2 separate regions of the Homo sapiens genome follow, and region 2 is linked to region 1. A link is an interaction called in ENCODE POLR2A ChIA-PET data of the cell type or tissue named here. Cell type or tissue: MCF 10A. All regions are shown on one strand. Links, peaks and the distances in the headings refer to the core of each region. The heading gives the core; the rest is flanking DNA. Region 1 has its middle 46 kb from the start of SMOX. Region 2 overlaps SMOX (spermine oxidase).

What was found. Peaks named below come from ENCODE experiments on the same cell type or tissue, not always from the same donor. Only the 100,000 strongest peaks of a DNase experiment are listed, where the experiment ranks them.
Region 2: POLR2A ChIA-PET joins it to region 1 with 5 read pairs; 14 of 35 experiments call an interaction of 5 or more read pairs at or near these places.

Annotation. Positions count from the first base shown.
Region 1 is chr20:4,101,481-4,104,288 of GRCh38, forward strand. No RefSeq gene overlaps it. Among named protein-coding and RNA genes, the nearest start is that of SMOX, 46 kb to the right of the region's middle. In MCF 10A, for the core only: no CTCF peak of the experiment used is centred there; a DNase peak (open chromatin) is centred at 1,031.
Region 2 is chr20:4,177,772-4,180,579 of GRCh38, forward strand. All of the region lies in intron 3 of SMOX (spermine oxidase), which reads left to right. Among named protein-coding and RNA genes, the nearest start is that of LINC01433, 14 kb to the right of the region's middle. In MCF 10A, for the core only: no CTCF peak of the experiment used is centred there; no DNase peak of the experiment used is centred there.

The DNA.
Region 1 (2,808 bases), core at 80-2,579:
TGGTAGGCTGTGTTCTTTTCTGGAGGTTCTGGGAGAGAATCAATTTCTTGCTCATTTGGGTTGTTGGCAGAATTTACTACCTTGCTGAGGTCCTTGTTTTCTTGCTAGCTGTACGCTGAGGGATGTTCTTAGCTTCCAGAGACTGCTGTATTTCTTGGCTTCTGGTTTTCTTTCTTCATCTTTGAAGCCAGCAATGGCAGGTCAAGTACTTCTCAGGTTGCATCTCCCCGATACAGTTGGGAAAGGTTCATTGCTTTTAAGAACTCATGTGATTAGATTGGACCCACCTAGATAATTCAGTATAATCTCCCTATAGTAAAATCCTTAAACTTAGTCACAGCTGCAAAATCTATTTTGCTCTGTACAGTAATATATTCTCACACGTTCTAGGGATTAGGGCATGGACATCTTTGGGGTGCATTATTCTGCCTCACCCTCAATATATCAAAAAAATTTTCAGTTCTATATGTAAGCCATAAAAAATTTATTAATGAGCTATTTTACATTACTTTTTGTGAGTACTAGTTCTTTGAAATTCATTGTGGGTTTTATACTTATGGCACATCTCAGTTTGGATCAGGCACATTTCAAGTTCTTAATAGCCACTAACCACTTGCGGCTTCTGTATTGAATGGTCCAGTTCTAGATTAAAGGACACAAAAGAGACAGAAACCTGATACAAACAATAATTAGATTTTGATTTAAGAAAATACAAATCAAAACAATGTAGCTACATAAGACATTTTGGAAACAACTGGGGATATTTGTATATAGATTTAAATAATCAGCACCACTTACTGTTAATTATTTTAGCCGTGGTATTGGCCTTGACGTAGGAGGATGTTGAGAGTTTTAGGAGATGTGCATTGCTGTGATCACCCCACAGATGTGGGATAGATCTCCCCTAACCCACGTGAAATTTGGTTTGGATGTTGAGACTGATGATGCTATCTGCACACCGAGAAGGCATGAAAAGATTTGTGACTCATGTAATGAGCCATTCTGGGGAGAGTACAGCAGGTTCCTAAACAGGCCCCAAAGTAGCTTGAGAATGCAGACAGGGGCAGCTGGCCTGGCTTTGTGTTTGGAAGGGAGGCTGGGGTGAGGGCCCCTACCCATGGGCTGGGTTTGTGTGGGTGAAACTATCTGCCAGCAGCAAGGGAGGGAGCAGCTGGGCTTTTTTATTGGTTTGTCCAGCTATACGGCAAGAGGGGAAAAGGGAGGGATGGGGCTTGACAGCTGTCAGCAGTTAATCATCAAAAATGGAGTCAGAATTGGCTGGGCGCGGTGGCTTACGCCTGTCATCCCAGCACTCTAGGAGGCCGGGTTGGGAGGATCACCTGAGGTCAGGATTTCGAGACCAGCCTGACCAACATGGAGAAACCCCGTGTCTACTAAAAATACAAAATTAGCCGGACGTGGTGGCGCATGCCTGTAATCCCAGCTACTTGGGAGGCTGCGGTGGGAGAATCACTTGAAGCTGGGAGGGGGAGGTTGCAGTGAGCCGAGATCGTGCCATTGCACTGCAGCCTGGGCAACAAGAGTGAAACTCCGTCTCAAAAAAAAAAAAAAAAAAAAATGGAGTCAGACTCATTACAGTTCACCCCGATGCTCGACTGCTGACTGAAAGGTGCCATGTTTCATTTGATTTCATTTGAACTTGTTTAAGTGAACCATTATGGTGCCCTATGAGACCTTGAGTCTGAGGCCAATAAAGGAGGTGAAAGTTCTGTTAAACATCTTTTCCAAGAGCCCAGTATTCATTGTCAAAATTAAAAATGTTTGTGCTTCAAAGGACACCAGGAGCAAGTGAAGACACAGCCTACAGAATAAAAAAATTTTTTTTTGCAATTCATATATCCGATGATGGACTTGTCTCTAGACAAGTCCTCTAAAGAACTTTTTCAGTTCAATAATAAAAAAAAAATAGCCCCATCAAGAATGGGTACTATTGCAGAGTAAAAAGACAACTGACAGAATGGTAGAAAATATCTGTAAATCATATTTGATTAGGTTGTAATATCCTGAATATATAAAGAACACCTACAACCCAACAACAAAAAGACAAACAACCCAATTTTAAAAATGGGCAAAGGGCTGGGCTCGGTGGCTCAAGCCTGTAATCCCAGCACTTTGGGAGGCCGAGGTGAGTGGATCACTTGAGGTTAGGAGTTTGAGACCAGCCTGATCAACATGGTGAAACCCCGTCTCTACTAAAAATACAAAAATTAGCTGGGTGTCGTGGCAGGCACCTGTAATCCCAGCTCAGGAGGCTGAGGCAGGAGAATCACTTGAACCCAGGAGGCGGAGGTTGCAGTGAGCCAAGATTGCACCACTGCACTCCAGCCTGGGCGTCAGAGCGAGACCCTGTCTCAAAAAAAAAAAAAAAAAAAAAAGTATTGTGGTAATTCACTGTGAGGCACCACTCATCCTTTCCAGGTTCACAAACAGGCTATTAAATGGAGAAACAGTGTGGATAATCACCCCTTTTCTGAATAAATCTTGTATAATGAGTTTTAATCCTTGAAGGCCCTGCTTTAATTTATGTTGGGCCACATTAACTATTTTAAATGAAAAGGAAGAGGTGGGTCCATGGGGTCCCATTTTGTCAACCTGATTGTTAAGTGCCAAAGACTTAAATGAATTTTAATGTATTAGTCATTGGATCAGAGAGTCCATGCCCATTATAGGACATTTTAGAATAATGGGTGCTATGACTACAGGGAATTTAGGCAAGGCAATAGTTCAGATGGTTAAGGCGAGGCATACCTGTTTCTCCTGTCATATTTAGTAACTTCCCTAAGATTA
Region 2 (2,808 bases), core at 119-2,618, 76 kb after region 1:
ATTCTAATAATACATCTATTATGTTAATTGTATTAATTTATATTCTAATAATATTTTGGAATTTATGTATATAACTCTACACAAAAAATGAGAATTTTGTCTTTTTTTCCTTTCTAGTCATTAGACCAGCATTTATCCAATAGAACTTTCCACAGTGATGGTGATGTTTTAGACCTTCGCTCTGCAGTGTGGTAGTCACTAGCCACATTTGGCTCTTGAGCACTTGAAATGATGCAAGTAAAACCGAGGAACTGAATATTTAATTTTTTGTTGTTGTTGTTTGTTTTTGAGATGGAGTCTCGCTCTGTCGTCCAGGCTGGAGTGCAGTGGCGCGATCTCAGCTCACTGTAACCTCTACCTCTCTGGTTCAAGCGATTCTCCTGCCTCAGCCTCCTGAGTAGCTGGGATTACAGGCACGTGGCATGCCCAGCTAATTTTTGTATTTTTAGTAGAGATGGGGTTTCACCATGTTGTTCAGGTTGGTCTCGAACTCCTGACTTCATGATCGGCCTACCTTGGCCTCCCAAAGTGCTGGGATTATAGGCGTGAGCCACTGCACCCGGCCTAATTTCTTAATTTTAAATTGCTACAGGTGTCTAGTAGCTACTGTGTTGGATAGCACAGCTGTAGACAGTTTTATTTTTTTCTTGCCTTATTGCACTGGTTAGTATCTCAGTGCAGTGTTGGACAGAAGTGGCAATGGCACACATCCTTGTTTTATTCAGATTTTTAAAAAATTATTAATATTGTTAGTATTCTTTAGCTGTGTGAACTGCACCGAACAAGCAAAGTAATGTGTAGGCCCTGTCATCTGATAGCTTGTCATTTGTAGTGTAATGAATGATCCTTCACTCCAGGTCAGTAATTTGGCCAGCAAACACCTATTGTGCATTTTCTTTTCTTTCTTTCTTTCTTTCTTTTTTTTTTTTGAGACGGAGTTTCGCTCTTGTTGTCCAGGCTAGAGTACGATGGCACGATCTCAGCTCACCGCAACCTCCGCCTCCCAGGTTCAAGCGATTCTCCTGCCTCAGTCTCCTGAGTAGCTGGGATTACAGGCATGTACCACCATGCCCAGCTAATTTTGTATTTTTAGTAGAAATGGGGTTTTACCACGTTGGTCAGGCTGGTCTCGAACTCCTGACCTCAGGTGATCCGCCCACCTTGGTCTCCCAAAGTGCTGGGATTACAAGCGTGAGCCACCTCGCCCAGCCTATTGTGCATTTTCTAATCTCTTGGGCATGAGAAAGGAGACATGACCCTTGCTTTGGGGTGGTCCCTGCTCTATGGAGGACAGGCACACTTGGTGTCATGTGTGTGCACCAACAAGGTACGTTGTGTTGTGCATTCTCACTCATGTGCAAAGAGACTGAATTGTTAATGGGTCAAATAAGAACTAGTATTCTTCAAAACAGACCTTTCTTTTCTGCTGGAAATCAGCCCCAGCCTGATTCCCAGGTTATTGTGAGTGATTCAAACATGGATGCCTCTTGAAAATGACTTTCGGGGCCCGTGGTTTGTTCTTTTAAATGTCGTTAAAAGTAGATCATCATCAAATTCTGCTGGTGGGTTTGATTTTTGAAAGTCAAGAGAGTGCGTTGTGGATATGGAGTGGATATGGTGGATTATCTGGGTGGTGATGTTTTGAGTCAAAAGGATAAGGCGTAACCCTGATGTCAAGATTTCTTTGTGTGGCTTTTAACCAATCCTAGAGGCCATTCTGAGGAGGGGTGCTCTAAGCACGTGAAACCTTGCCTCAGTGTGGCTTCATAATAAGTATGCAGCCCCCAAAGATGATGACGTTGAAGAGCCACTCATCTGAATGTATTTTATTTATTAACAAATACATGAGTTTGTGCAATAGTATCATCTAGAGCTTAGTTTCTGGAGTAAGACTGCCTTGACCAAATACCAGTTCTACCATTTATTAGCTGTGGAATCTTGAGCAGGTTATTGAGCCTCTCTGAGCCTTACTTTCCTCTTCTGTAAAATGGGCATGGTGGTACTTACCTCATAGTATTATGAGGATTGAATGAGAACCAATGATAAGTGCTTAATGAGAATTGGGGTGAGTATTATTAGCTGTCACAGACCTGTCCGATTTTCCTTGGGTCACATTGGGAAGGTGTCGAATAACCCAGGAGAGGAGACTGTGCCATGTGATACACCCATGTTCGGTGAAGGCTGCCCTCGTTGGTGGCTGATGCAAAGAGTCATGTCGATGGACTAAATTCATTACTCCTCAGCTGGGCATTTTGGCCTCTAGTTAACATAAGCTAAGGACTGGCTACCAGGTTGCTTATCGCCCAAGGGAAAAACCCAGGGAGGAGGCAAATTGAAAGCCTGACCCTTGGCAGTGGTCCTGGGTGAAGAATTTGCTGAGGACTCCAGCTAAGGCTCACCACTCAGCATCTCCTGATTGCAGGGAGGCAAGATGAAACAATTTCCCTCACTTTCTTCTTTATAATTTAGTCTCCAGAGATAAGTTTAATTCATGTCTGTGTCTCAGGTGGAGGCCTTCCCCTTGAGTGAGATGGTGGTGGTGGCGGGTGGTGGACATCACTGTGCTTTGCCATCTTCCTTCACCCTGTGGCCCCAGGGCCTAGCCCAGGGCTGGGGGACAGGGCAGACACCATTCCCAGACATGTGTGCTGACCACACTCACTTTAGGAAGGGAAACAAACCATTCATCAGCTCAGCCACAGGGGCTCGACCAAGGAGCCTCCATTAGCTGGTGTCCTGGGAATGACAGCTGTGGGCATGTGATCCTGCCGCCTTCTTGCTCACGGCCCTCCAGCGATGCCAGGGCCT